Linked DNA regions of Homo sapiens: region 1 is linked to region 2. Evidence: chromatin loops called from intact Hi-C (ENCODE). Cell type or tissue: PC-9. All regions are shown on one strand. Each heading gives the region's core, and the rest is flanking DNA. Links, peaks and the distances in the headings are about the cores only. Region 1 has its middle 22 kb from the start of SMIM41-AS1. Region 2 has its middle 20 kb from the start of MIR9898.

What was found. Peaks named below come from ENCODE experiments on the same cell type or tissue, not always from the same donor. Only the 100,000 strongest peaks of a DNase experiment are listed, where the experiment ranks them.
Region 1: it touches region 2 in a loop (9-fold over the local background); 21 of 110 quality-filtered maps call a loop at or near these places.

What each region holds. Positions count from the first base shown.
Region 1 is chr12:52,134,811-52,144,921 of GRCh38, reverse strand. No RefSeq gene overlaps it. Among named protein-coding and RNA genes, the nearest start is that of SMIM41-AS1, 22 kb to the right of the region's middle. RefSeq lists an enhancer at 102-919. In PC-9, for the core only: CTCF peaks have their summits at 1,241 (motif pointing left), 5,001 and 5,207 (motif pointing left); DNase peaks (open chromatin) are centred at 1,111 and 5,201; H3K4me3 peaks cover 53 bases; H3K27ac peaks cover 216 bases.
Region 2 is chr12:52,874,154-52,884,264 of GRCh38, reverse strand. No RefSeq gene overlaps it. Among named protein-coding and RNA genes, the nearest start is that of MIR9898, 20 kb to the left of the region's middle. RefSeq lists a silencer at 9,812-10,041. In PC-9, for the core only: a CTCF peak has its summit at 4,237; DNase peaks (open chromatin) are centred at 4,174 and 4,582; H3K4me3 peaks cover 825 bases; H3K27ac peaks cover 1,533 bases.

The sequences.
Region 1 (10,111 bases), core at 926-8,925, 740 kb after region 2:
GCAGAGGATCCAGGGATGGGTAAAGGCCAGGCCTCTGGGCCAGGGCTTCCCCAGATCTGCGCCAGGAAGTTCTTCTAGTCATCTAACCTCGATTCCCTACGATGCAGTCCAAGAGGAAAAGGAGATTCTCCTCCCAGTGAACCTCTCCCCTCCAGCTGCCATCCAGGCCCAGGCCCCGGCCCCTCTTGCCTGCTGACCACTCGGGCCCCTAGCCCCACCCCAGCTGGTCTCCCTGCCTGGGCCCCGCCCTCCACTACGGGCTCTTCACTAACGGTCAAGGCCCCAACACTCAGCCATCCCACCCAGCAGCCTGACCCCCACAGATCCTCACCACACCAGACCGCTATTGCTGTCAGGAGGTCCCACATCTTCCACCTCCCTGGTTTTGCTAGGCCGCCCATGGCCTGGAGTGCACTCCCTGGTGAAATCTTGTCTTTCCTACAAGGGGAGCGTCCCCTCTCTGAGCCCGGACCACTGTGCTCTGTGGTCTGATGGCCCTTTCCCCGCCCCTACCCCACAGCTTTGTGGTGGGCCTCTGCCACCCTCCAGCCCTCCAGCTTCCTGAGGGCACAGCCTCTCTGGGCGCAGCTCTTGCTGCCTGGCACAGCTGTGACACCTCCATCCCTCCTGCTACTGTGTGGAGGCCAGGCCCTAGGTGCTTCCCACTGTCCCTTCAACAGTCCTGCAACATTGGTGTCCTTCTCCCCATTGTACTTACAAGGACACTGAGGCTACAACCGTTTTAGGGATGAACCAAGGTGAAGAGTGGGGATTACACCTCAAAGCTCGCCCTCCAAAGGAGCCTGCTGAAGATCTGCCTCCAGTGGGTGATGAGGTGGGGAGCCCTGGGGAAGGAGCTGGAGGGCAAACGAGGCCAGGCCCAGCCTTTCACCTATGTCCAAGGAATCCTACCGTGAGGTCCCCAGGCTCCACAGAACCCACACCATGAACTCTGCCCACACCACACACACACACACACACACACACACACACACACACACACACACAGCTAAGCTGCATGTACACACCCACCCAGCTCCTGTACCCCCACACCCCGAGGCCTGTACCCACACACAGACGTGCTCCTCCCCAACCCCTCTCCTGGCCTTCTCCACCCACACCCAGACCTGCCGGGCAGGCCAAGCAGGCCCAGCTGCCGGGAGAGGCTCCAGAGGCTCCCCACCCCCACTTGGAGCCAGGATGCTGGGGTTCTGTGGGGCAGGAGCGCCCCCAGCTGACAGGTGTGGGACACATAGGGGACAAGGACCCAACCCAGGACCCAGACCAGAAAAAAAGAGTCCTCCGTGCCCCAGACCCCCTGGCCACCCACTGCTTCTAGAACTTACTGAGCACCCAGGCCCAAATTAGAGGGCATGACCCAGGGGAAGAGAAGAGAGGAGGTCAGGCCTGGCACCACGCTAGCAAAAACACAGTGGCCAGAGGCAGGCAGCGTGGCCAAAGTGTAGATGTTGCCTCGGGCTCAGTGATGGAGGGGCCAGGGGCTGGAGATGAAGAAAGGATCTCATGCGACTCTCAGGTTTCTGGGACTGGCTGGCTGGGGAGACCAAGGGGCTGGGAAGGCGGCTGAAGAGCTCATCTCAGACATGTTGGGTCTGAGGGACCTGAGCAGCTTCCTGGTGGAGGCCAGCAGGAGGGGGACACTCACGTCTGAAGCTCTGGCTAGTCAAGGGACATGGCAGGGAAGCGGGGAGATTCCTTATGGCCCACTGTCCCCCTGTCTGGCCTCTGCCCCATGCTCGTGCAAGTCTTCTCTTCTCAAAATGGGCTTAGTGCAGATAAGCCTCTGCTAAGGTCCCTTCCTGCCCTTGTGCTTGTCATTACCCGCCCACCCTCTCTCCACCGGGCCTCAGTGCCCTGCAGAGCCCTCCTGAGGACACACACTGAGGACACAGGTTCTATCAACTCCCATTAATTGAGCACTTACTATGTGCTAGGCACTTTGCTAAGGAGGTCACCAGCCTGAGTGAACATGGGGTCACTTTGACATCAATGCCCAAGTCAGAGAGGCTCCTGGCCCTCAGCTGCGTGCTGCAGGGCCTCAGGTAGTCCCTCAGAAAGTCCTCCAGTTAATTTCGGGGCCCCAGGAATACTGCCCTATAAGCAGGAGCAAGCCTGCACTGGCTGTGCTCTGCTTCCCTGCGAAGACACCGCTGCCTCCGTGGCATGAGAACTCTGCTCTGGAGAGCACCCATCCTCCACCCATGGCCAGCTCAGTCCTCAGCCCTCAAAGCCTCAGTTGTCTGTGACCGGATGCTGAGGAGGAGGGATGGGGAGCAACTCTTCCCTCTCTAAACACCATGCCCCAGGCCCTGAGGCCACACTGTTTAGGCCAGAATCTTAGAGGCCTTCAAAAACAAGTCTCCCTCATTCCCTGGTCCCAATCTCCTTAACCTCTAAGGGTCCCCTCTTGGCAGCCCTTCAAGCAAGCAGGGCTGACACTGAGCCTACCCTATCCACTGTCTCCCAGCCCCCTTACTCCCCAAACACCTGCTACACAGACCTCCAGCCTCTTCCACCAGTCCAGACACCAAATGCACCAAATACACCAGATATTATCATTACTGTACCCAACACTTTACTGTATGCTCTAGACTATGCCATTCCCTATATTATCCCTATAATAAGGACAACTGAGGAGGAGACTGAAGGTCAGAGAGGTTAAGTCATCTACTGAGGTCACACAGGTAGATTGGAACCAAGGCACATGCAACCCCAACCCTTCAGGGTAACGCCTGAATCCCCAGCACTGCTCCATGGAGAAGCCGCAGAGCCCGGGGGTCTGCACTCTCTTACCCCTATGCTTGCACTCATGCCCACAGGCTGTCTAGGCCCCAACCGGCTTCCCCCAGCCCTGCGCCCACCTTTCCAGACCCGGCTGCCTCGTGCGTCCTCATTGAAGCCTTTCCCCACACCCTCTGGCTGAGTGAGGTGCTCCTTCTCTGTGCTGACCTCTAATGTGACTCTTTCCTTTCTCACTTTAAGAAAAGTGAGAAAGCATCTTCATTCTAGATGCTGCAGATCCTAAAATACTACTGTGGACAAAGCCCAGATCCCTCCTCTAGTAGGGCTTACCTCCTGGGTGAGGAAGAAGGACCATAAAATAAAAGAACACTGTGAGGGCCGCTATGTGGGCATGCAGCCCAGGCAGCCACCCAGGGTCCCGCTCTGCTGCCTGGGAGTTCTTAATAATTTTTAAATGAAAGTCCCCACATTTTCATTTTGCATTGAGACTACAAGTTATGCAGCCAGTCTTAAAGACAGTATGTTAGGCGGCAGCGGCTATGGAGAGAAATAACACAGGAGAGGGGAATGGAGGGGCAGGAGGAGGGATCATACATTTAAGTAGTGTGGTCAGGGAAGGCTTCACTAGAAGGTAATGTCTCTGAAGACCTGAAGGAGGCGGGAGAGCCAGCCATGTGGTTGAGGGTGGGAGGGGTGATGGATGGAGAGAGCATTGTGGGAGATGGGGGCTGAGAGCCTGAGAGGCTCACATTAAGACCTGGCTTTCCTTTGCTGAGACCAGAAGACGCACATCATAGCATAGTGGGGCACATAGCAAAGTGACATGACCTGATTAAGGATTCAGCAGGACCCCTGCTGCAGGGGCAAGGGCAGAGGCCAGTAGATCACCTTAACACTTTCTTGAAATCACTTTTCTGTCTCCCAGTAGGCCTGTTGGACTCGGGTGGGGAGGAGGAGTGGAGGCATTGGAGGGGATGGCCAAGCATCTGGTCTGGGCAACCACGAGGGCAGAGGAGACACTCAAACGAATCCAGAGACCATCAGAAGAAGACAGAGTGAGCAGGGTGAATGATGGGGAGACGAGGGGCCCACAGATGGCAGCTTTCACCCAGAAGCTGACCACAGGCCCTGCCAAAGTCAAGGGCCCACCCGCAGACACCTACACCCCACCCAATATTGAAGCCCGACCATTCCTACATATTGACAGGGAGGATAAAGGCCTAGAGCTGCCTCTTACCTTCTCCTGCTCTCTGGAATCAGGGCACTTTCTCCTCCTGATTCCCTCAGATCTTCCCACCCCTTCCCATCTCTCTCACAACCTCAGGAAGCATGACAGCTCCTGCAATAGTGAATTAGCATTTCACTCACAGAGGGGACCTCCAGATAGGACAGCACTGCTCAGTCCAGCCTGAAACCAGGGTCTCCTCTGCAGCATCCTGTGTGGCAAGTGCACTCTGCTTGTGCACTGCCAGTGCCCAGTAAGTTACTTCCTCACCAGGAAGCCCCTTCCATTCTTGAACAGCTCAGATTGCAAATCTGCCCACCCATCAGCTCTCTCCAGGCAGGAGATCCTGCCTGGTCTCCATGGAAGACACATGGAATGCAGCGACCCCCTCCTCCATGTGATAGGGGCAGGGTGGAGAGAGAACTAGCTTCTGAAGCACTTCCTCTGTTCTGGGCCCATGGGACACAGGTATCAGCAGCCAGCTATGGTCTCTGCCCTCGGGGAGAGAGGGTACTCTCTCAGATAGATCACTACAATGCAAATGAAAAAAGAAAAGAGGCCAGTTGCAGTGGCTCACGCCTGTAATCCCAACACTTTGGGAGGCCTAGGAGGGTGGATCACTTGAGGTCAGGAGTTTGAGACCAGCCTGGCCAACATGGTGAAACCCCGTCTCTACTAAAAATACAAAAATTAGCCGGGCATGGTGGTACACGTCTGTAATCCCAGCTAGTCAGGAGGCTGAGGTGGGAGAATCACTTCAACCCAAAAGGCAGAGGTTGCAGTGGGCTGAGATCACACCACTGCACTCCAGCCTGGGCTACAGAGAGAGACTCCATCTCAAGAAAAAAAAAAGAATAAAGAAAAGAATATTGAACTTTATTGAGCAATGACCATGTAATATGCACTGTTCTAAGCACTTTATATAAAGCAAATAATTTCATTATTCCCAAAGCCCTAGATAGGTCGGGTTCTGTTATTCTGTTTACTTCACATATGCAACCAACCCAGTCATGCAGATCCTGTCAGTGGATCAGAATGTGAACTCTGGAGCCATGCTCAGAGGAGCAGCCAGCTGAAATTAGCACCTAGCTCTGCCGGTTTGAAGTTTGGGCCAGAGTTCCACCTTTCAATTTAAAGCATTTATCTCTTCCATTGTCTCCAAAATACAAAATGCCTCTTTTTCCCAGAACACCTGGACCAGGTGGGAAGGGGCACAGTACAGCAGTGCCATCTAGGGACAGAAGCGTACACTGCAGAGGTTTCAGTGCAGTGGCACCGGGCCCTGGGGCAGAGACCCAGAATCCCCAGCGCCATTCACCTCCCCACTATGGGGTGCCATTCAAAACTGCACACTTGATCTGCTTCCTAAAGTTACTCGTCAGAAGACAGCCCGCTGCAGAGCGGTGCCACTAAAACTCTGTTGTTTGTTCAAGGGTCCCATCTCCTTTTTAGTATGAATGTAGGTGACTTTAAGAGTTCTGAAACCCGGCCAGGCGCAGTGGCTCAGGCCTGTAGTCCCAACACTCTGGGAGGCTGAGGCAGGCGGATCACTTGAGGTCAGGAGTTCAAGACCAGCCTGGACAACATAGTGAGACCCCCCGTCTCTACTACAAATACAAATACACCGGGCATGGTGGTGCATGCTGGTAATCCCAACTACTCGGGAGTCTGAGGCAGGAGAATCGCTTGAATCCAGGAGACGGAGGTTACAGTAAGCCAAGATCGCCCCACTGCACTCCGGGCCCCACTGCACTCCAACCTGGGCTCCGCTCCACAAAAAAAACAAAAAAGAGTTCTGAAACCCAGTAGTTTAGCAGAAGGACTCATATAGTCCCTGAGCAGCTAAGTTGTACCTGTTTCTGGTGTCAGGCAAACTTGAAAGAGTGACCTTATCAGGACTCCGGAAAAGGAGAGGGTATCCACACACTATGCTGGCAACACTCTTCCTTAAGCTGGGTGGTGGATACATAGATATTCATTATATTAAACTTTGCATATATTTATAGATATGAAATATATTGTTTAAAGTGTATTAATTCTTTAAGACAAACTTTCCATTTCGGACCAACTCTGTATCATGCATTTGAACAGAGCACCCACAAGGAACCACAAACAGCCCTGGAGGAGAAGCCCACAGGGAAAGCTCAGTTTGTGGCTCTGCACCACCCACCGGCAAATCAAATCAGCCCAGAGAGCAGATCAGGAAGTTACATGCAACTCCAGCCTTAGAACTCTGCCCGTGGAGCTGCTGGAGTTCAGTGTACAGAGCTGCATGGGGTAGTTTATTCATTTGAAAAATAATTAGTAAACACCTACTACATGCTAAGCCCTGTGTGAGCTGCTGGGAATCTAGGAGTGAGGTGGACGTGTCTCCTTCCAACAGAGCATGACCTCTGTGTTGGAAATGAGTCCTGCCCATAGACAGCAACAGACAAGATAGAAAGTGGGAGGCATCATAGGGGAGACATGGGGGATCACCTCCTCCTCGGGAAGATCTTGGGAAATGATCGCTTCCACCTTAGGAAATCCAGAAAGGCTGCTCAGAGGGAAAGGCATAAAGCCAGGCCTTTAAAGATGGCTAGAGTTTGATTTGCTGGAAGGAAGAGACTCGCTCTAGAAGGAGGGAACAGTGTCAGGAAAATCCCAGAGGGAGAGGATCCAGGGAGAGGTTTGGGGAACAGCCAGAAGGGGAAGGATTTTAGAAAAGGAATCCTGTATTCTCAGGCTGGAGAAGTAGCTGAGTTCCCCATGACAGCAGCCCTTGAAGGAGTTTAGCCTTGACCCAGCGAGAGCAGGGAGCCATGGGTGGTGTTTGAGCAGGAGAGTGCTCCAGTCAGTGTTGCAGCTGTGTACTGTGTGGTCAGAGCAGGGAGCAACTGGAGGCAGGGAACCCCTGAAGCTGCCCAGTGAGCAGACCCGTGGGTCTGTGTGGGGAGGTGAGCAGCGGGGGAAAGGAGTCCCACCATGGGTCTGTCCTGCCAGTGAGTCTCTCCAGGCCAAGGGGTTTTACTTGGCAGGCCCTCCCCCAGCCAGAGCAGATGGGAGTTAACCAGCCCAAAGCCAAGGGTGCCCATCCCTTTCCTGCCTGGCTCCATTCACCACCAACCCGCAGTCCTCTCTCAACATCTTTCTCAGTCCCGCAGCCCACACTACTTCCAGCCCACTGAGCACCCTCGGAGAGAGGCAGACAGTTCAGCATGCGTTGAGTACCTTTGTGTGCACAGCATCCACTGGGCCCTGAGGGGAGAAGCAGGGAGAGAAGCTTAGCCCTCGCCCTTAGGAGTTTAGATCTGAAAGGACCAGAGGTAGCTAGATGGGAAAGCTGCACTCTACAAGGTGGAACCTTTAGGAGCCCACATGCCCTCTCCTCCCACTCAAAAAAATTCTCCCCACCCATGAGAGATGCCTTGCTTAGATCCAAAACTTTGGTCCTTATAATGGATTGAATGGTGGCTCCAAAAAGGGCTGGGTGTGGCGGCGCACACCTGTAGTCCCAGCACTTTGGGAGGCTGAGGCGGGCAGATCACCTGAGGTCAGGAGGTTGAGACCAGCCTGGCCAACATGATGAAACGCTGTCTCTACTAAAAATACAAGTATTAGCCAGGCGTGGTGTCAGACACCAGTAATCCCAGTTATTCGGGAGGCTGAGGCAGGAGAATCGTTTGAGCCTGGGAGGCAGAAGTTGCAGTGAGCCAAGATCACACCACTGCACTCCAGCCTGAGAGACAGAGCGAGACCCCATCTCAAAAAAATAATAATAAAATAAAATATATATATATATGCACCCAATCCTAGAACCTGTGAATTTGATCTTAATTGATAGAAATGTCTTTGCAGTAGTAATCAAGTTAAGGATCTCTAGGCGAGATCATCCTAAGTTGTCTGGGTAGGACCTAATTCCAGTGACAAGTGTCATTAAGAGACAGGAGAAGACATGGACACATAGAGAAGGAAAAGGTGATAGAAAGATGGAGGCAGAGTTTAGAATGATGCAGCCACAAGCTAAGGAACGCCTGCAGCCATGAGAAGCTGGAGGAGGCCAGAAAGTTCTCCCCGAGAGCCCTCAGAAGGAGCACAGCCATACACACATCTTAATTTGGGACTTCTGGACTCCAAAGCTGTGAGAGACTCCATTTCTGTTGTTTTAAGCCACCAAGTTGGTGGGAATTTGTTACAGCAGCCACAGTAGACTAACACTGTCCTTAAAATGAAAACATCTCTGGGAGAAGAATTCCATGGTTGCAGGTCTTTAAAAATTTCAGAGCTGGAAGGGGTCACAGAGGACGTCAGATCCAGCTGCCCCAGTCTGACACTTGACAGACTTAGGCCCAAAAAAGGGGAGAACCTTTTCCCACAAGGTCAGAAGTAGAAATCAACTCAGAGACCAGGGTTCTGCCAGCCTCCCCTGTGCCCAGGTTCTGTTAGAGAGGAAGAATATTTGCCATTAGGCAATAAAAGGCAACAAGGAGCCAGAGAATGGGGACCTTGGGGTCCCTAAAGACACACTTCCCAGTTTTCGCCTATGCAGTAGAGATGAGACTTTTCTCTTCCACCTTCACTCGAGCCCTGGGGTCTCAGGAGTGGCACTGTGAACACCATCCAGCTTGACTCAGCAAAGTACAATGGATCATAGGAGATAAGTAGAAATAAATAAGAAATAGAAAGAACAGGCCGGGCGCAGTGGCTCATGCCTGTAATCCCAGCACTTTGGGAGGCCGAGGTGGGTGGATCACGAGGTCAGGAGATTGAGACCATCCTGGCTAACACGGTGAAATCCCATCTCTACTTTAAAAAATACAAAAAAATGGCTGGGCACGGTGGCTCATGCCTGTAATCCCAGCTCTTTGGGAGGCCGAGGTGAGTGGATCACGAGGTCAAGAGATCAAGACCATCCCGTCCAACATGGTGAAACCCCATCTCTACTAAAAATACAAAAAATTAGCCAGCCGTGGTGGCAGACGCCTGTAGTCCCAGCAACTCGGGAGGCTGAGGCAGGAGTATGGTGTGAACCCGGGAGGCGGAGCTTGCAGTGAGCTGAGATCATGCCACTGCACTCCAGCCTGGGCAGCAGAGCGAGACTCTGTCTCAAAAAAAAAAAAGAAAAAGAAAAAAGAAATAGAAACTACAGAAGGAGGGTTGGGCATGGTGGCCTGTAATCCCAGCACTTTGGGGGGCCGAGGCAGGGTGGATCACCTGAGGTCAGCCGTTCGAGACCAGCCTGGCCAACATAGTGAAACTCCATCTCTACTAAAAATACAAAAATTAGCCGGGTGTGGTGCCATGCACCTGTAATCCCAGCTACTCGGGAGGCTGAAGCAGAGAACTGCTTGAACCCGGGAGGTGGAGGTTGCAGTGAACTGAGATCGCGCCACTGCGCTCCAGCCTGAGCAATAAAGCGAGACTCTGTCTCAAAAAAAGAAAGTACAGAAGGAGAGGTAGATGCTAAAAACTAGAAGGCATCAAAGACAATGGCAATAAATTGATGGTGATAAGTAATTGATAGGTATTTTCATGCACATACAGATAACACAGATGAGAGGTATATGGGGTGAAAGGTCTCCCCTGAGCTCCAGACTCTTATCCCCACCTGCCTACTCACATCTCCACTGGAATGCCTCATGGACATTTCAAAGTTAACATGTCAAATAAGACTCGTTTCTCCCCTTCATTTACTTTGGGAGGGATGCCCTGCCATGTACCTTGATCACTGGACCCTGAAAGTTTTACCAATTTCATAGTCCTCTGAATCTTTGTACCGTTTTTTTGTTTGTTTGTTTGTGTTGAGACCGAATCTCATGCTGTCACCCAGGCTGGAGTGCAATGGCGCAATCTCATCTCACTGCAACCTCCACCTACCTGGTTCAAGTGAACCAGCCTCCTGAGTAGCTGGGATTACAGGTGTCCGCCACCACGCCTGGCTAAATTTTGTATTTTTAGTAGAGACGGGGTTTCGACCTGTTGGCCAGGCTGGTCTTGAACTCCAGACCTCAAGTGATCTGCCCGCCTCAGCCTCCCAAAATGTTTGGGGATTACAGGCGTGAGCCACTGCACCCGGCCAATCTTTGTAGAGTTTATCTCCCACCATCAGAAGCACACGGTGTCTTGCCTCCAGAGTACTAGCCA
Region 2 (10,111 bases), core at 1,185-9,184:
CACCATGTTGCCCAGGTTGGTCTCGAACTCTTGAGCTCAAGTGATCCGCCCATCTCGGCCTCCAGAAGTGTGGGATTACAGGTATGAGCCACCATGCCCTGGCCTATCCTCAAACTTAATGCTCAGATAACATCAATACTTAGGCATATTTCTGACTCTCATTGTTAAAAGTTGACAGAATATAAGACCTTGGTTTTTTATTATTTATTTATTTATTTATTTATTTATTTATTTTTTGGCCAAGGGAATAAAAATCTTAAATGCCAATGGGGGCAGGCAGCTAAGGTAAAAGAACAAAGTAAGTCTATAAGAAAATGCAGACAGACATTATGCTGGGCATGGTGGCTCACGCCTGTAATCCCAGCACTTTGGGAGGCCAAGGCAGGAGGATCAAGAAGTCAGGAGTTCGAGACCAGCCTGGCCAAAATGGTGAAACCCCATCTCTACTAAAAATACAAAAAATTAGCCAGGTGTGGTGGCGTGCACCTGTAATCCCAGCTACTAGGGAGGCTGAGGCAGGAGAATCGCTTGAACCCAGGAGGTGGAGGTTGCAGGGAGCTGAGATCACACCACTGCACTCCAGCCTGGGTGACAGAGTGAGACTCCATCTCCCAAAAAAAAAAAAAAAAAAAAAGAAAATGTAGACAGACACATAATGCTGTTTGCTCATTGAAACTTTGGTATATTCCTTGTGTTCACAAAGAATTATGCTTTGCCTTACTTTTTTTTTTTTTTTTTGACGGACTGTCACTCTGTCACCCAGGCTAGAGTGCAGTGGTGTGATCTTGGCTCACTGCAACCTCCGCCTCCCAGGTTCAAGCAATTCTCCTGCCTTAGCCTCTGAAGTAGCTGGGACTACAGGCGCATGCCAACATACCCGGCTAATTTTTGTCATTTTAGTAGAGATGGGGTTTCACCATATTGGTCAGGCTGGTCTCGAACTCCTGACCTCAGGGGATCCACCCGCCTTGGCCTCCCAAAGTGCTGGGATTACAGGTGTGAGCCACCGCGCCCAGCCTGCCTTACTTTTTTTGAAGCATATGGGGCTCTTATTCTCTCACATAGATTGAAATGTAGACACAAGTGTGGTTTAATTTTCTGTTTCTCCTCTGGCTTTGCTCTTCCCCCCGGGTGAGAAATCCGAGGGGTCCAGGGAGTGCACATGCCCAGAAAGGGCCTGTGTCCTGAAGTCCTGTCCAAATGGCCTAAGCATTCTTCCAGGAGCTGCTTGGACTTCTTCCCCATGCCCCACTTCCTGCATACTATTAGTCCTGGGGCAGCTGGGGTGAGAATTAGGGGTGTCTAGATCTGCACTGTCCAGTAAGGTTGCCACTAGTCACATATGGCTACGTGACTTGAAATGCAGCTAATCCGAATTGAGATGTTTTGAGAATATAAATTGTACACTCAATCTTGAAGGCTTAATATAAGGGAAAAAGAATGTAAAATATCATATTATTAATTTTTTATATTAATTACATATTGAAATGATATTTGGAGTATATTGGGTTAAATAAAATATATTATTAAAATTAATTTCACCTACTTTTTAAAATGTGTTTACTAGAAAGTTCCATAAGTGGCTTCCATTTGTATTTAATTTACTTATATATTTCTTTTTTTTTTTTTTTTTTGAGATGGAGTCTTACCCTGTTGCCCAGGCTGGAGTGCAGTGGCACAATCTCGGCTCACTGCAACCTCCACCTTACGGGTTCAAGAGGTTCTCCTGCCTCAGTCTCCTGAGTAGCTAGGACTATAGGCACATGCCACCACGCCTGGCTAATTTTTTTTTTTTTGAGACAGAGTCTCGCCCCGCCTAGGCTGGAGCGCAATGACATGATCTCAGCTCACTGCAACCTCTGCCTCTTGGGTTCAAACGATTCTCCTGCCTCAGCCTCCGGAGTAGCTGGGATTAGAAGTGCCCACCACTACGCCCAGCTAATTTTTGTATTTTTAGTAGAGACGGGGTTTCACCATGTTGGCCAGGCTGGTCTCGAACTCCTGACCTCGTGATCCGCCTGCCTTGGCCTCCCAAAGTGCTGGGATCATAGGCGTGAGCCACCATGGCCAGCCAGCTAATTTTCTGTGTTTTTAGTAGAGACGGGGTTTCACCATGTTAGCCAGGATGGTTACTTACATATTTCTATTGGCCTAGTACAGATAGCACTTGGAAGAGCAGCTGGGGCATCCACAGACTTGTGTGCCAGGCCCCTGGCCTGCAGGAAGGAGCTGAGGTGAGAAGAGCTGGGAACTATGGCTCTCCTTTTGCACCTTTTCCTGGTTCCTCAAATGTTGGGATCAGATCTGAGGCAGCCTCTTTACTCACCCTCTGCCAATCATAGCCACCTGGGAATGTGGTTCCAGAGTGGCCAGAATTTTCAACTTTGCAAAATAAATTAGAAATTTGGATTTTTACATGAAATCTCTTTATTTTCATTTTATTTTATTTTATTTATTTATTTTTTTTAGAGACAGAGTCTTGCTGTGTTGCCAGGCTGGAGTGCAGTGGTTGCCATCATAGCTCACTGCAGCCTCGACCTTCTGGGCTCAAGTGATCCTCCTGCATATGCCTCTGATTTTTAAATGTTGGCAACTAATTCAAATGTTTAGAAAAAACGGCCAGGGACGGGGTGGCTCACGTTTGTAACCCCAATACTGTCTACTAGTTTTCCTCTTCAATTTCCCCTCCTTTGAATGGTTCTCTTTTACTCAGTACAGGAAGCACATACATGTACCGTTCTCCAGGCTCAAGATGGAATCTCACAAAATCCAAACAAGGTAGGAGCAGAGGGCTGGCACGGTGGCTCGTCTGTAATTCCAGCACTTTGGGAGGCTGAGGCAGGCAGATCACCTGAGGTCAGGAATTTGAGACCAGCCTGGCCAACGTGGTGAAACCCTGTCTCTACCAAAAATACAAAAAATTAGCTGGGTGTGGTGTTGCACACCTGTAATCCCAGCTACCCAGCTTGAACCCAGGAGACAGAGGTTGCAGTGAGCTGAGATCGTGCCACTGCACTCTAGCCTGGGTGACAGAGCAAGACTCTGTCTCAAAAACAAAAAACAAACAAACAAACAAAAAACAAAAGAAAAAATGGCTGGGGGTGCAGTGGCTCATGCCTGTAATCCCAGCACTTTGAGAGGCAGAGGCAGGCAGATTGCGTGAGCTCAGGCATTTGAGACCAGCCTGGGCAACATGGCTAGACCCCATCTCCACCAAAGGAAAAAAAAATTGCTGGGGCCGGGCGCAGTGGCTCATGCCTGTAATCCTAGCACTTCGGGAGGCCGAGGCGGGCAGATCACTTGAGGTCAGGAGTTTGAGATTAGCTCGGCTGACATGGTGAAACCCTGTCTTTACCAGAAACACAAAAAATTAGCTGGGTGTGGTGGCACACACCTGTAATCCCAGATACTCAGGAGGCTGAGGCAGGAGAATCGCTTGAAGCTGGGAGGCAGAGGTTGCAGTAAGCCGAGATCACGCCATGGCACTCCAGCCTGGGTGACAGAGTGAGACCCTGAGACACACACACACACACACACACACACACGCCCGGGGGTGGTGGTGCATGCCTGTGGTCCCAGCTACTTGGGATCACTTGACTGGGGGCGGGGGTTGGGGGGGTATGCCAAAGTTTGCATTGAGCAGAGATCGTGCCAGTGCACTCCATTCTGGGTGACAGAGCTAGACCTTGGCTCGAAACAGACAAACAAAAAGCCAAAAAACAAAACAAAAAAAACAAACCCAAAACACACAAAACAAAACAAAACAACCTGTCCTGAACAAAATCAAACAAGCCACAGGAAACACAGCAGAGAGACCGAGGCCAGAGAGGCAAGGCTCGCCTTGATTCCTGCAGCATAAGAACCTGAGCCAGCACAGAGGGGATTGAGGTGCAGCTGATTAAAGGGGCAAAATCTCCAACACCAGCTTCTGCCTTCATTTCTAGACTTTGAGAATCCAGTATTGGCACTGGGGGACAGTGCTGTGCTGGGGACCCAAGGGACACAGAGAAGCGTGGGCAGCCGTAGATTATCCTCTTTCCCTGCAGCCTGCTGTCAGCCTGCTTGAACTTCTGAAGAATGGGCACCAAGACGGCTAGGATTGACCGAAGCGGGATGGATTTGTGCAAACCGGAGAGACATCAGACATCCACTAGGAGGCAGCAGAGGAGCAGGGAAAGAAACTGCTCTCCCGGCTTCTGGAAGCCGAGCCTGCACACCCTCCCACCCCCTCACTACATCCTCCCTATCCCAGGAGGCTGACTTGGGAGGTTGTTGGGTTGCAGGCCACCACTAACCGACAGGGGGGCTTTGTGCAAATCAGAGGAAGCTCCCATCCTCATGGGAAATGTAGGCTAGGGCATGACTTGGTGAGCGGAGCTTGGGGTGGATCAGTCCACGTCCTCCTATGCCCTGTGCCCTTGGCAACGCAGGGGCCATGGTGGGGGGTGGGTGGGGGGAGCTGAGGGCGGAGGGCACTGAGGAGCAGGGTGAGACAGGCGTGCTGCTGCTGGTGTGCCCTCCACTGCACTGTGTACTGGAGGTTTGAGTGCCGGCGCGAGGCAGCAGGGGCTCCCCGCAGAGGGCGCCACATTGCCCCGCGCTAGCTCTGCGCCGGCTCCGGCCTTTCCAGCAGGTGGCGGGTTCCACTCTCTGTCCTGGAGACTGCTGAGGCCCTCGCGGGAGGTCCACGCCTGCACGGGCCTGGGGGCAGAAGCGCGTGGGCAGGACCCAGGAGGACAGGCAAGCCGGCAGCAGACAGGCCCCAGGAGAAAGCAGCCGCCTGTGAGCCAGCGGCTCCGAGGTGCAGCACGCTGTCGTTTTGGAGGCTCAGAGAGGGGAGTTGGGCAGCATCGGGCAGAGCCAGGGTGAGAACTTCCGTGTCCTCACTCTCAGTTCAGTGCGCCTTCCTCCACAGCACTCCTTCCAGTTGATCCCAATCATGTCCCAGCCTGGCCCAAACCCTTCCTTGGAGACACACAAGCCCCTGAGCTTGGCACTCCAGGCCCGCCTGACCCCGCTGAAGTCACCTCTGCCGTGGCCTTCCACTCAGGCAGCTGAATCCCCTGGGGGTTCCCTGAGGAAGTCGCACCCCCTCACACCCTTAGCCCCTGTGCCTGCTGTCCCCCTGTCTGCAATGCACCTCCTATGGCTGACCCATCCACTTGTGAGCCTTTCATCTTCCCAATTTAGTTAGGATTTCCTCCTCTGGAAGCCGTCCCTGCCCCTCCGAGGCTGGGCTCCCCCTACCCTGTGCTACCCCACAGGGCCCTTCTCACCACACCACAGCCTCCCCAGCAGACGGTGAGCTTGGCCAGGGCCCAGTCTGACTGGAATGCTTCTGTATCCCCGTGCCTGGCACAGAGCAGATGGTTGTAAATATCTGCTGTTAAATGAAAGAAAGGCCTTACTACATTCCCTCCCCACCCTCTGCAGCGGCAGCCTTGCCATCATGGAGGGAAGACACGCAGGCAGGGGGCTGTGGGTGTGTGCATGCGTGTGCGCGTGTGTGTACTGTCAGGTGCACATATGGAGGGCCTCAGGCACCAGAGACAAGGAATAATTCCTATGGGAGATTGTATGTGCATAGGCGCAGACAGGTACAGACAGGCACAGACAGACATGTGCACACCAACCCAGAAAGATGTGGAGCTTCATACACACGGGGAGATTTATTTAAAACAAAAACAATTTTCATGGAAGTGTAACATACATAGAGAGAAGTACTCAAGTCATAAGTCTACAGTGTGATGAAGTTTCACAAACTGAACAGATCATGCTACCAGCACTCATGTCAGGAAGCAGAGCAGAGTCAGCCCCCAGAAGTCCCAGTGAGAGCTGCATTTTTTTTTTTTTCCAGACAGGGTCTCGTTCTGTTGTCCAGGCTGGAGTGCAGTGGTGTGACCAAGGCTCACTGCAGCTGCAGCTTCAACTTCCCAAGCTCAAGTGATCCTCCCACTTCAGCCTCCTGAGTAGCTGGGACCACAGATGTGTGCCACCCTGCCTGGCTAATTTTTATTTATTTTTTGTACAGACAAGTTCTGACCACGTCGCCCAGGCTAGTGGGAGCATTTTGAACACCTGCTGCCTGACTCCTAAGCTGAAAGGCGGAGGGGGAAGGGCACAGGGAGGAGAGTCTGGCGCCCTCCAAGGGCCTGGCCTGCCCTGAGTTGCTCTAGGGGTGTTACTGCTTTTTAACCTCAGGCCCTATCTCTGATGACTTTCCTGCCACCGTCATTGCCCCTACTACTCCAGCACCTGGGTCTGCCGGGCCCTTGAACAGCTCCCTCCTGGGTCTGCCCGGCCCTTGCACAGCTCCCTCCTGGGCCAGCAGGCTCAAGGGTTTATGTGTCCTCTTCCCAGGTCCACCTCAGGTGCCATAGGGCTTCTACGGTTTTGAGCTCTTACCAGCCATTGGCTTATTTCTGCTTTCTTCCCCATGCCTGAGGGGCTGGTCTGTGAGAGGGCATGGCTTTGGCAGTGACATTTTGCAGCTCCTTGCCCCAGCCAGGCTTATCATGGCTCTTGGGTAGGGGCAGCAGGGATAAAACGAAGGCTACTCCGATGTCCTGGAACTGCAAAGCCAATGGGTGGGCAGTGTGCAAAGACCTGTCCCCCAGAGCCAGCTATCCCAGTGCAGAGCTGGCATGACTGTGTTTGGGACAATGACAAGAGCCTCCTGACACTGTGCAAGTCTGTGTGTTGAGACATGCATAGAGACGCTGTGTCCAGCTGTGCATATTTTATGGGGACTATGCATGAAACTATGTGTGAGATGGGGGTTTGGGACACCGTGTGGTGTGCTGGGAGTATATATGATTGAGTTGCACGTGCAGGGCTGTGTGCTGTGGGCCTGTGACAGGGAGTGCTGGTTAGGTATCTGTTCCAGTGGTGGTGTGTGTGCTTGAAAGCCTGTGTGTGTGTGTGTGTGTGTCTGTGTGTGTGTGTAGATGTGTTTGTTGGTTAGGGGCAGTGTGGACAGAATACCTTGTTTACAGTGGAACTGTAGTTCTAGATGTGTTTGCTGACTGCAACCAGGAAGTTACCTGTGGGGACCCAATGTTGGTGAGGAGGGGTCCACCTAAAAAGGAGAAGGGCTGGGTGCGATGGCTCATGCCTATGATCCCAATACTTTGAGAGATGGGAGAATTGCTTGAGGCCAGGAGTTTGAGATCAGCCTGGGCAACACAGTGAGACCCTGTCTCTGTGAAAAATTAAAAATTAAAAAATTAGTCGGGCATGATGGCATGTGCCTATAGTCCTAGCTTACTTGAGAGGCTAAGGCAGGAGGATTGCTGCAGCTCAGGAGTTCAGGGCTGCAGGCAGCTATCGCACAACTGCACTTCAGCCTGGTCAACAGAGTGAGACCCTGTCTCAGAATAGGTAAATAATAAATAAAATAAAAATGAAAAAGAAGGCACAGGGTTGGAGGTGAGAGGCTCTGAGCCAGGCTGCCCCTTCCTCGTGGGGTCTTAACTGCCTGGTCCCTTTCCTCACCTCCAGCTGTGGGGATCAAGCACCCTGCCTACCCACTCACCTGCAGAAATGGGCTAGGTGCGGCCTAGGCTGAGGCCCAGATGCTGAGATGGCAGGCCTAAGGAGGAGGGGGTGGGGCAGCGACGTGCCCGAGCAGTGGGCAGCTTGCCCTGTGCTGAGCTGGGTTGGCAGCTGGTGCTGGGAGCAGGCGGGGCCCCACTCAAGCAGGCTGGGGCAGGTTGGGCAGGGCCTGTCTCAGGCATGGAGGAGATGGAGCTGATGGAGCAAGCCCAGGCCTTGTTTGTGCCAAGATGGAAGGTTGAGGGGCAGTGGTGCGTGCTGTGGGAGGAAGGTGTGTCATGCTCATGGTCTGTGCACACATATCCCCATCGTGAGTGCATTTAACTCATGTGTGCATTTGATTTGCGTGTGCATTTGATTTGTGTGTGCATTTGTATTCCTCCTTCCTACGTTGTGTACATGGATCCATGGGTCTGTGTGAGTGCATGGGTGGTTGTGTGTTTGTGTGACTGGCACTGGATGTGCTTGTGTGAGAGTCTTGCATGGATATATGTTTGTGGGATGGTTGTGCGCCCGAGTGACTGTTGTGTGTACATGCTTGTTGGAAAGGCCTATGTGGCTTTTGCATATTATGTTTGGGGAACACATCTGTTGTGAGTTTGTGTTCACATAGGTGTTTTCTCAAAGGCATGTGTGTGTGCATGCCTGTTCCTCTGTGTGTACATCAGTAGTCCGGGTCTTAGGCCCAGAGGGCAGAGGGGCACTGGTGGGCTGTCCATTGTGAGTGCCTGTGGGGAGCAGAGGAAGAGGTCTAGGTTTTCTGGGTCGGGGCTTGAGTGGGTTTGGTCAGGCCCCTGAGCTGGTTTGTTCCTACAACAGCTTCAAACGTTCTTCTCACTCCCTCATCATCCTCTTTTTGGTGGTTCTGACTGTGTGTGTGTGTGTGTGTGTGTGTGTGTGTGTGTGTGTGTGAGTAATGACCTGCACACCATTGTGAATCTGTGTGTAATGACTCCACTGATTCCTTCATGTCTGTTGGTAACAGCTCTATATATCAGGTGTGCACCACATGAAACATGCACGTGTGTGTGTCTGGGCATCTTTGCAATGACCCCCACAGCTGGATCTGTGCACTGTGTCCAGCAGCCATTGTGCATGTGTATGTGAGTGTGTGTGTGTGTCCTACAAAGTGTGCGTGGGTCGAGCTGCAGGGTCCTCTTCCCCAGCCCCGGGATCTGGCATATCCTGTTGCCTACTCCAAACCCCACATGTACTGACTCTTGGCTTCTTTCTCCTTCCCACCCCAGTCCCTCTCACAGTCCTGGGGGATCCTCTCTTGGTATGGGAAAGCCTGGATGAAGTTGAAGGCTGGTCTCCCTGTGGAGGTGGTGGAGTTTCCCCCAGGTTTGCTGTGGGGCCAGGTGGAGGCCACTCCTGGCTAAGGCGCTCAGGGAACAGCCACAGCCGTGGAAAGAGCATACACTTTAGAGCCAGAGAGTCCTGGGTTCAAATCCAGATTTGCTCATATACTGTGCCAGTGTGACCTTGAGCCACCACGTAGGCCTCAGTTTCTCCCCGGTAAAATGGGGATTATGTTTGTTTTTGGAGTTGCTGTGAGAAGCATCGATAAGGTGAACACGAAGCTCCTAGCATGGCACACATGGCCCACAGTAGTCTCTGGACAATTGTGGGTCCTTTTCCCTTTTTGAGGGATCACTTGGTTTAAGATCACTTTTGAGATCTTGCTTTAAAATCACTTTGAGATATTTCAGGCACTGCTGTAGGGATTGAGCCTGGCCTGCAGGGTAGCATCTGGCCCCAGACCTTCAGGGGCCCTGGCACTGTGGAGGGGGCAGAGCCAGAGCTGGAGAATTACTCAGAGCTAACCCCTGAGGGGCCTGTCCTGGCCGCTGTGAGACAGAGGCACAGAGCTGCTAAGCTCTTCCCCACTTCTGGGGAAGTGGGGTGTAGGGGGGCACAGAGATGATCTGGAGTGGTGGAGGTCAGTGATGCTCCAAAGAGACCAACAGGCAGATTCCAAAAGACCACAGTCCATCGGCCACACTCATAAAGATCTTAAGACACAGAGACACCCCCAGAAAGACAGGCACACAACCTCCCGTTGTGGGGACAGAAGGCCCCACCGCCCATGGACAGACACACAGTCTCCCAGAAGAACAGATACCAGATTCTCCTCCCTAGAGCGGGACAAATTCTCCCACAGGGACAGAAACGCATTCTCCCCACAACACTCTCCTCTGCCCCGGGGGAGGACGCGAAGGGGGCGGAAGGCAGGCCAGGCTCCCCCTGCTGAGTCAGGCTCTCCCGGCTTAGCGGGCGGGTCTGGGGTGGGAAGAGGCCGGGCGCCCGTCCAGCTCCAGAGGTGGGGTGCTGGATGAGTCACCGCGGAGCGGGCGCGGCCGGCGCCGCCCTGGGGCCCCCGGCCGCCGTGGGAGCGCTCGGGCCCAGCCAATCGGCGGCCGCCACCCGGCTCTAGCGCTCTGCCCCGCCCCGCCGCGCCCCGCGGGCTTCCAGGTTCCCAGGGCCTCTAGCCGCCCCGAGAGACCCCTGACGCGGCACCCAGCCAGACTCCATGGTCTCTACTTCTGGAGAGAGG